4 separate regions of the Homo sapiens genome follow, and regions 1, 2 and 3 are each linked to region 4. The links are chromatin loops, found by intact Hi-C in ENCODE. Cell type or tissue: HepG2. All regions are shown on one strand.

What was found. Hi-C counts contacts between places; a loop is a spot of excess contacts. Peaks named below come from ENCODE experiments on the same cell type or tissue, not always from the same donor. Only the 100,000 strongest peaks of a DNase experiment are listed, where the experiment ranks them.
Region 1: it touches region 4 in a loop (5-fold over the local background); 7 of 110 quality-filtered maps call a loop at or near these places.
Region 2: it touches region 4 in a loop (7-fold over the local background); 8 of 110 quality-filtered maps call a loop at or near these places.
Region 3: it touches region 4 in a loop (7-fold over the local background); 16 of 110 quality-filtered maps call a loop at or near these places.

The regions. Positions count from the first base shown.
Region 1 is chr18:70,334,637-70,337,136 of GRCh38, forward strand. LINC01909 (long intergenic non-protein coding RNA 1909) reads left to right here and starts at 803. Exons shown (of 4, transcript NR_126336.1): 1 at 803-870; 2 at 1,422-1,504; 3 at 1,686-1,868. It overlaps LIVAR (liver cell viability associated lncRNA), which reads right to left. Exons shown (of 2, transcript NR_146458.1): 2 at 872-1,579. RefSeq lists enhancers at 2,209-2,500, 2,497-2,500. In HepG2, no CTCF peak of the experiment used is centred here; DNase peaks (open chromatin) are centred at 175, 525 and 1,435; H3K4me3 peaks cover 1,951 bases.
Region 2 is chr18:70,375,715-70,378,214 of GRCh38, forward strand. No RefSeq gene overlaps it. Among named protein-coding and RNA genes, the nearest start is that of LINC01910, 7.6 kb to the right of the region's middle. In HepG2, no CTCF peak of the experiment used is centred here; DNase peaks (open chromatin) are centred at 877, 1,297, 1,837 and 2,317; H3K4me3 peaks cover 468 bases.
Region 3 is chr18:68,713,937-68,716,436 of GRCh38, forward strand. It overlaps TMX3 (thioredoxin related transmembrane protein 3), which reads right to left and starts at 1,172. Exons shown (of 16, transcript NM_019022.5): 1 at 1,000-1,172. The coding sequence starts at 1,045. It also overlaps a transcript of CCDC102B not described here. RefSeq lists silencers at 820-919, 1,100-1,229 and an enhancer at 1,430-1,499. In HepG2, no CTCF peak of the experiment used is centred here; a DNase peak (open chromatin) is centred at 1,245; H3K4me3 peaks cover 2,187 bases.
Region 4 is chr18:70,204,806-70,207,305 of GRCh38, forward strand. RTTN (rotatin) reads right to left here and starts at 882. Exons shown (of 49, transcript NM_173630.4): 1 at 823-882; 2 at 323-510. The coding sequence starts at 853. It overlaps LOC105372180 (a long non-coding RNA gene), which reads left to right and starts at 984. Exons shown (of 3, transcript XR_935599.3): 1 at 984-1,769; 2 at 2,224-2,289. RefSeq lists enhancers at 582-711, 922-1,031, 950-1,579, 1,042-1,281. In HepG2, no CTCF peak of the experiment used is centred here; a DNase peak (open chromatin) is centred at 1,116; H3K4me3 peaks cover 2,304 bases.

The sequences.
Region 1 (2,500 bases), 130 kb after region 4:
TATAAAATAAACTTCTTCTCAAAGGTGAATGAGTAAGGCTGCTATTACTTATTGGAAAAACAAAATAATATGGTAGATCAGTTTTTGATATCTAATCATTTTGGCTTATGTTTACTATGGCAATAGATGTTGAAAGTGATGACTAACAAATGAAATCATGACACTACACTTTGCCTGGCGATGATGGGTGTGGTGTACACTGCTAGTTGCTGAGGCAACATCATGTCTCTATTTCGTCCTCATTAAGAAAATTGTAATTTTTACAGGAATGGCAGTGTGCCCAGTGAAAAAACTACAGTTACCAGACTCTCTTGCAGCTAAAGATGGTTGTGAGATGTAGTTCAGGCAAGATATACATTTATTGGGGTTTCTGGAAATGTTCCACTTCCTGCTATAGCCACTTATCCTCCCTTCTTCATCTTTCTTCTTCTTCTCCTGGCTTGCTAATGTAACTCTCCGATGCTCAGCAGTTACACATGCAGGACAGAAAAGCTGAAAGGTCAAATGAGCTGGCCCTGGAGCAGCTGCACTGGGCCCTGAAATGAATACCTTCATAGTGTTTGCAAGATAAATAAACCTCTTATTTGTTTAAGCAGCGTCAACGTTTCTGTTACTCTCAGTTAAATCAATCCCAATCAGAGAGTGCAGATTGAGAAACATCAAAATTTTCCAAAATTCTATGGGTTTTATTCATATCAAGTTGTCATCTTTACTTTCAGATGAAGGAGAGCTTTAGAAAGATGTGTTTGTTGTCTGTGTGCTTCATTGCAACAGCCCTGCCACACTAGGAGGAAGACAGGTTTTGGGTCCTGTCTTGGTGATAAAGATAAAACTAAAGGACAATCAAATCTCATCAAACTTCTCTCTGAGGTAAGCTGTTGAATACAATATTTTATTGAATATAATAAAAGCAAAGAGAAATGTCAACAATAATGATACCAGAATGCATCCTGTATTTCCATTAATGAGGAAACTGTTCTGGAATTAATACATGGAATTGATTGTATGGTATATTGCCTATTTGCAGTGTCATCCCATGCCATTATCTAACTATTTACAGAAAAAAAAAAGAAAAAACTTCTATGTAAAAGCAAGGAAAATGAGAGAAAGAATAATTTCAAAGGGGGATCTAATTTCAGATGATGAATGCCAGCTGTCAATGAACCTATACCGACTGTGTTTTTGATAAAACTAATAGTCCAAGCACCTAGAACTGTTACCCCTTTAATTGTTGATCCCTCATTTTTTAAATCATAAATATGAGTGGCTACCTGCCTCCTTCACAAGGTCGTGGTGAGAAGCAAATTGATGCCAGTGCCATTTTTTCCACCTCAATTCCTTGGGTTGCACAATTTTGTGGGAATTTCCTGGGAAAACTTCAAAGCAATTTAAATAGATCTGTCCCAACCATGCAATTACAGGAGCTGATGACGTTTCAGAAACAGTGACAAAGTTCAGAATCCCATTCTTCCATCCTAGATGGGAAACATCAACTTTCCTGATGGTGAGTTTGTCAGAGTCCATTCCCAAGAGTGGGGGTGGGGAGGTGGGGGTGGAGGCTGTTGACAGGCAATGATTTCTGTGGAGTAGAAGAGAGGAAAAGAGAAAAAGAATTTGTTAGTTGTAACAGACACTTCGGTTAATTGGTCTTCATCCACCTTTTCCTTGCCTGCCTCTCAATATAGATGCTGAAAAAGCAAGATACTCATTTTTTCCAGCCACCCTTGCAGAGCCAGAAAGCCCATGAGATTCAATAGATGTAAGACTGAGAGAGATTTTCATTCCTGGATGAAAGGAGACAGGCCTGGGAGAAGAGTTTTCTCTTGCCATCTTTGCAGTCTCTCCACTCCTGACGTGTACAGGGTCAGGTAAAGACTTGCTGTCTAGAAGTGTGGCAATGATTGGGTGGCCATGAATCATGAAACTTAAAGACAAAAACTAAACATGCTGCAGATTTGGAGTGGAAGGAAAGAAAGAGCATGGGACCCATGACCAGTCTGGGAAAATCTACCTCTGAACATCTTATTAAGTACACATTGAATGTCCTTCCTTAGCAAGTAGGTTGTTCCTGCCAGGTCTCGTATCCCTCAGTCTTGAAGAACATACACTGACACAGATGAGTGGGATGCACAAAATCATAGGGATTCAAGAAAGGTAACCCCAAAGAAACTCAAAGACAATACAACTCTTAACAGTTATATTATGAATAACCAGTCTCAAACTTAGCATGTTAGTTCTTGGAAATATTTACCTGGCAGAGTAAGAACCCGCTGGGACAATTACAGGGTTCTTCAGCCACTGAATCGATTTTAAATCAGTTTCTGTCTGGGAGAAATTTGGAATATCTCCTTCATTGAGAAGGGGCACAATAAGCACAGCTATAAAAATCAAGGAAACCATGAAAATAGTTTCTTATATTAATACAGCAAACATATTCCTGAAGGGATTGATAATTTCATTTTGTTTTTAATAATAATTAATCTTTGCAATATCCTGGTGG
Region 2 (2,500 bases), 170 kb after region 4:
ATAAATGAAAAGAACTTGTAATCTCCACTGTAAAGTAAAGTTGTAACCAATGATTTGGCTTTTCCATTTGGTTAAACTTTGCTCTCATCTTAGTGCAAATTGTCACTCTGCTGCGTATTCCTGTTTCCTCTTTGCTGACATTTTCCTTGCTAATGATACAAGAGTTAAAAAGAAATCACTTAGGCAGATAACGAAGGTATGGGAGTCTTCAGTAAGGCTTTGTTTTCTTTTTCATGAAAAGCAGCCCAGATCATTTTTTAATAAAGAGCAGCCTATGAAGTCGAGCTCAGGGTATAGACCCCAGACAACGTAGCCACTTCACTAGGGAGGTGACCAGTTCATGGGACTGCTGACTTTACCATTTGGCCCAGAGGGACAGGCAAGTGAATGCCTGCAGGAACTAGGGAGTAGACATGTTCAAGATGGCGGCGCCATCCTCCCTTCCCTTTGTCAGTCACATGTGCAGTAAAGACCAGATAAGATGGCACCCATCAACTGGAAAGCCCATTTGCATAATAAAATTATCGTGGCGCGACCAGCCTTCCCCACACACTATCTAAACGTCATACCTGATCAAACCAATCTGTGAACCCTATGTAAATCAGACACGGCTTCCTCAAACCTGACTGGTCCTTTCCACTGGGAGACCCCCTTGTCTATGGAGAGATCTGTTTTTCTTTCTCTTCTGCCTATTAAACATTTGCTCCTAAACTCCTTGTGTGTGTCCATGTCCTACATTTTCCTGTCGTGCAATGACGAACCTCGGGGTATAGACCCCAGACAACGTAGCCGCTTCACTAGGGAGGTGACCAGTTCATGGGACTGGTGACTTTACCATTGGGCCCAGAGGGACAGTAACTGAAAGGGCTCTTTTATTCAGTGTCAGCTGGTGGATACATCTGCCTACAAAAAATGTGAAGTCAAACTGAATCTCTTTGAGGTGACTAGAGCAGAGCTGGGAACAGAGAAGTAGAGCATGAAACGTTTTGAAATAATTTGAAATTTTGCCACTATGTTTTTTAATAAAACTATTTTAATAAAGACTGTTTTTAAGTAAAAAACCCAACAATCAAATAGGCTTAAAAATATCAATTCATTCTCTAAAGGCAAATTAATTCGATACTTAAGGAAATGCAAAGGAAAGGGCACTTCAGACTACACAGATATCCAAGCATATAGGTGGCTGCATGTTACGTTATAGCTTAATGGCCTGGTTTAAACAGTCCTGGATAATGATTAACCAAGAAAATGGACTTTGGGCCTGAACCTAACTCTCCTAAGGTTGTGGGCATTTGTACCGATGTAACAGTGTTGCTAGATCAACGGGAAAAACATTTCCAACGAGACAGAAAAACACATTTACTGCTGTCTCCACCCTCTCACTCCAGGGTCCATCTGTGTGTTTGGAGAATGGAAACACTTAGATTGGTTGCTACGGTCTTGAACATGTCATTTAGATTTCCTTGATAAAAGAAAACTCATTCCTCTTTTATTTTCTCTTCCCAAAGTGCATGATCCATGTGCTTGCTCTTCCTCCCTCCCCACCACACCTACTCCTTTTGATTTGTTCATTTATTTTTATTTATTAATTTTTTTAACTTCCATACTTGGTATCTGGGACAGCTCATGCAACTACACTGCAACATAGCTGCACGGTGTGGCTGACACATCTTCCCAGTGAAGCCCCTTCTACGGCTTCAGTCCTGATCTTTTAAGTGTTTGGTAAATGAGGCAGCCTGGCATAAGGTCCTAATGTCGAAAGAGTTCAAAAGGAAAGTTATTCGTGCAAACATCCTCCCTCTCGCAGAGGATTCTCCATAGCCCGCCAGAGCCCTGGCATGTAGGGATGATGAATGTGATGTCAACAGGCCTCAGGGCCGGAAGAACCCCTGTGCCACTTTGTGGACTGTGTATCGCCTTTTGCTTGTCTCCTGCCAGATTCCTTCCCTGGTCCTCTGAGACTCCAGAGAGTGTGTGGGAAGCAATTTTTGTACACAGACCCAGATTAATGTGTCTGTCTGATAAAAGCATGAGGCTTAAGGTGACTCTAGCATTTTCCTTCCCCAAAGTTAGCAGTTTTGTTAGTGGAAATACATCTATACCTATCAATTAAGTTATAGCCTGGAAGATACGTGATGAAATGCTTCTGAGTGAGAATAGCCTCAAATTTGACTGGAGAAAACCAGAGATCCCATTCATGATTAGGAAGCACCAAGCCAGGTCAGCTTGGAGGTGAATTGATTTCACCACGTCTATTAGTTTACTAGGCTGCTGTAACAAAGTACCATGAACTGGAAGGCTTACAACAACAAAAACTTTTTTTCACATTGCTGGAAGCTGGGAAGTCCAAGATCAAGGCAGATCTGGCGCCTGGTGAGGGCCTGCTTCCTGTTTCATAGACGGTGCCTTCTGATTATAACCTCATGTGGTGCTAGCAAGGAGCTCTCCGTGGGCTCTGTTATAATAAGGGCACTAAGCCCATTCACAAAGGCTTCACCCC
Region 3 (2,500 bases), 1.5 Mb before region 4:
GATTATTTGGCTCATACCGTATAAGCTTAGTCATCTCTGAAGTGTTTTTGACCTTTCACAACCTACCAAAAAATTCATCACTGATGCATCCCAGGGTGCAAATGATGCAAAAGCAAAGGTAGTTCATCCATTTAATAAATATTTAGTCTGTATGCAACCATATCGTGACCGGCCAAGTTCTAGGTAAGCCAATAAATCTAATACACACAGTTCCTTTTTCCTCCATATTTTCACTCTCATCTTACGTCTCTTTTTAACCATCCTATCTTTTTGGAATACAAATAGACAGCATTCTTCTTTATTTCTTTTGCTTTAGTAGCAATTACCTCTTCCGTAAAAACTCCAAATGCCATTCAAAATATTTCCCCTCAAATAGATACGTAGGAAGAAAGTCGAGCTGCAACTCTAATACTTATTACACGGCAGTGCCTGACACAGAGTGGGCTCTAAAAGGTTGTTAAGTGAGCGGACCCCAGTGAGAATGAGGGCACTCCATGCTGACGGGAGGCAGCTGAGAACCGCTGACACACACTCAGGTCCTTTTCACACCGCACAATCCCGGCGGCCTGACCCTGATCTGTCCTCGACCACCCTCTCTTGAGTACTGGTGGTAAAAATCCTTAAACGTGACAAGACTCGGAACCTAAAGCCAAGGCAAGATTTGGTCGTTAAGCTGGGACGGCGGCATCCTTCTTGCCCATCAAAGGAGTAAGCTTTATTGAAACTTCTGCCACAATGAGAAAAACACAAACACAAGGCAGCGCGCCCTTCCCACGTCCAGCATTGGTCCGGCACAGCGGCGGCGGAAGGACCCCAAGGTGTCCGCTCCGTCAGGGCCAGGCAGGGTGGCGCGGCGGGGGCGGCAGGACGCTGCCGGGAATGGGTGGGCATCTCCACGAACCCCGCAGGCCTCGCCCCAGACCCGGGTCCAATCCCGGCCCCACGGCGGGGCCAGGTCCCACGCGCCCGCCAGCGTCCCGACCGCTGAGCCCCCATTACCTGTGGCGCAGAGCCGCAGGGCCGTCCAACTCTTCCACGCTGCCATGCTAGCCCGGGAGAGCTGCAGAAGCTGACTGTGCAAAAGAGGGATAAAGACACTGGGGTCCGCCGCCTGCCCGCCCGGAAAGGGAAACGGAGCCGACCCGGAGCGGAAGAGAAGCACCGCGCTAACTACGGGGGCGGGGCTACCCGGCCAGTCTCCGTCTCCGGCTATGCGCGGGAGTGCGGCGCATGCGAGGGGAGTGCGGCGCATGCGACAGCGCCTGCGCAGTCATGTCTTAAGAATCCTTTGCGCTCTCGGTGCCCCCCTCCACGCCCAGGAGCGTGGGAACCCTGCTTAAGGGCTTTACTAGGGAAAACGGTGCTGGTTCACTGGGGCGCGTTTCCGGGAAGGTGAATACCGGTGAAAGTTATGCTGAGGGTGAGGTAGGCTCTGACGACGCACTTGCAGGTTGAATACTGGCACATCATTTACTTGTTACTCCCGTGTGGTGAGTGCACCTGTGGGTTTTGATGCTGGATCAAATTCCTGGAAAGAGGCGCGCATTAAGACTGCGGATTGCTGAGCTGCGCGACACTCCGTATTTTTCCAAAACGTATTTGTAATATTCTTTCAACCTGTTTGCATAATGGGACATCTCTTAAATGCAGCAAGCTTTAATGCATTTTTGCCAAAGTAAGGATTGCCTCTTTAAAAACTTTCTCTTGAAACTTGAGAACATGAAGTTAAGCGTAGGATATTTTTTGATGGCTCTTTTCTGATTATTTTGGAACTAGATAAAGTAGTATGAAATATTTATATTGCTACCTGTTTTTTCTTCTATACGACAATGATTTGTAAAAACCATATACTTTTATAAGACGGTTACTGCAGCAATCACTACTTACGAACTAGATGAAATTTTTATGGGACATAAGGTACCAGAGAATTTAGATCAAACCAAATTTTGAAAACCTGTGACAACAACAGAAGGGGGATATGATGTCAGCCGGTTCACCTTAGGTTCAAAATTCCAACAGGCAAAAATGTCATAAAACGTCGTTATTCCTAGTGACTAGAAGATTAAATTGCACTCTAATTGAGAGCAAGCCCTAAATGTCACCCCCTTTGTGCATGCAGCATGGTATCCAGCGCAAGCCCTCTACAGATTCAATTTTTCTTTTTCTTTCTCTTTTCCTTTTTTTCTTTTTTTTTTAAGAAAAAAGTAGACTAAAACGTAAGGGGACTGTTGAAATGATGGGAATGTTCTCCCGGTGGTGGTGGAACAGCTTTATAATAGTACCATCGCCTCGATACTCTTATACAGAAGCTTTTCTACTTTCTTGGCAAGGTCTCTGAATGACCCATATTCAATTTTTTTTTTTCATTCTCATGTATTTCAAAGTTTTCTGTCTTCCACAGCATGCAAAGTGAAATAATTTCCTCTTATATTTGCGTTACAGTTTAAGTTCACATGTGGACAACAACAAAAGCCAGTTGACCTAGATCTGTGCTTTTCAG
Region 4 (2,500 bases):
ACATATCTAGTTTTTAAGATGTAAATGTCAGAAAACAAAAACAGAATACAAATATTAACCTCCAAAGATAACTCAAAAACACAGAACATACCAAAACTCAAAAGAAGTTCTGTGTTACTTCTGAGCACAGCAGAGACCATGTGGGATTCAGTATCACAAATAAAAGATGAACCATATACCCAGATTAATTAAAATTAAACATCTCTGGTTGATTAAAAAAACTTTTAACCCCAATTATTTAACTTTCAATAAACGCTACAATTAAATGACTAAGAAACAAGTCACTCGTCTGATTATTTTCTTTATTTCAAAATGACCCTACCTTAACCAATCTGCTTAACAGGTTCAGAACCTCTTCCTTCATCGGAACGGACGGGAAATTGAACCATTCCAGCAAATGAAGAAAAAGTTGCCTCTCCTGAATGAGATCAGCGTAGCAGATTAAGTTGTGCTCAATCTTGCAGAGAATACTCTTGAGAGCGCGCTCCCTGATCTCGGCCAGCTGATGACCTGTCAACGAACGGCACAAAACTATTTTATTTCCCGACTGCAAAGAGACTACGTTATTTATGCTGTGGGCAGGAGCGGCGTGAAGACGGAATAAACCAGTTTTTTTCAGAAGCAGGCCACTGGTGCCTTCGGGACGCGAACCGCGAAGTTTACACAAAGTCCGAGATGGGTCCCCGGGGGCTATCCTGACAAAGCGGGGGTGAAAGAGGGAGCGGTCGCGGAGCGGCCGGCCGCGGAAACGTGACACGACCATTCTCAGCAAGTGGCCAGAGCGCGGGGGGTGCCTTGGGCGAGGGGCAAGCTGACAGTTACCGAGTTTCCTGATGAGCCCTGCCAGGACCATCTCGTCCCGTCAATCTGCAGCCGCCGGAGAATTAAACTGCCGCGCCACTGCGTCCAGCCACAATTAATGTACCCCCGGAAACACGTCCTGTGGGACGGTGAGTTCCGCAACGCCTGCGCTCACCAGGAGTAGGAGTCATTACGTGAGCCCTTCGCGGCCCCAGCGTCGCCAGGAGAGCTTCCAGCCTCTCTAGAATCACTACTGCGCACTTCCTGGACAGCAGTCTCCGTCGCAAGAAGCGGAGGGAAAAAAAAAAGCAACAAGCAGGGATAGAACCAGCGTTGGCCGCCGCGCACGTCGGGAGTTGTAGTTCTGGCTAGGCCGTGCGTCCTGCACCGATCTCCGGGCCCGCCGCGGCGCCCGCTGGCCTGGGGTTCCGGCTTACAGCGCGGGAATTCGGGAACCCAGCGCGGGCTGCAGAGGCCCCAGCAGGAGCCCCGCCTCCCGGCTCGTCGACGGATTCGTTCTTGGCCCTGCCAATCTGATTCTCAGCTCCCAGAACTTCACGATTTAGAATGTAGACTTTTGCTTTGTGACAGTTCTCCCCATCCCCGACTACTAAATGACGAACCCTCTTTAACTGTGAAATGTACCTGCAAAGTCAAGCAGTGTCTTTGGATACCCAAGTTCAGATATGAACAAGCAAGCTACAAAAGCGGGGTGGGCGGGTATGAGTGAGCAGAAGAGAGAAACCGGGCTGCAAAAAAGGAAAATAAAGGCGGGACGTGGGGGTATGATTTGCTGAATGGTACCAAAGTTGATTTTTTGCACCGTGCACAGTGATCGAGCTGAGCAAATTATTTTTTTTTTAATTATAAGCAGCGGTAAGAACAACAACAAAATTACATTTGGAAAATGATTTGCATTTTCTCGGTCTGATCATTTCACGTTCCCTGGGAAAGGGATGTCAAGGCAGGTAAAGTGGGCCCTCGGTATCCCTAGGTAATTGGTTCCAGGACCCCCGCAGATACCCAAATCCACCCATGCTTAAGTCTCTTTTATAAAATGGTGTAGTATTTGCATATAACCTACACACATCCTCCTATATGCTTTAAATCATCTCTAGATTGCTTACAATACCTAATACACTGTAAATGCTATGTAAATAGTTGTTACACTGTACTTTTATTCATATTATTTTTTAATTGTTGTATTGTTATTTTCAACTGTGGGGTTTTTTCCCGAATATTTTCCATCCCGTGTGTTGAATTCTCTGTGTGCAACCAGTGGACAGCAAAGGCCTACTGTATTCCCATTCCTATTTTGCCAAAGAGGAAACTTAGAATCACAAAAGTACCCCCACACAAAGTCACATTAACTAGTAAGTGACAGATTGAGGAGCTGACCTGATGTTTCTTTGTTCTATTTAGAGTGCCTTGCTGCCTCCTCATGTGTGTCAATAGGAGAGTGATGATATTTGAGTTGGATCTTAAAGAGTAAGTAGGAGTTTGCCACACAAAGAAGTTGGGTAAGGAAATTCCTGCAGGAGAAACCTGTATTTGCAAAGGCAAGAATCCAGACGGAGTGTGTCAAATTCGGGAAAAGAACAAAATTCAAGGTGGCCATATTATCTCTGGGAAGAAGAGAGGAAGGGCAAGATTGCTGCTAGCATGCTGGATATTCTCCATTCCACCTTCTAGTGGTTCC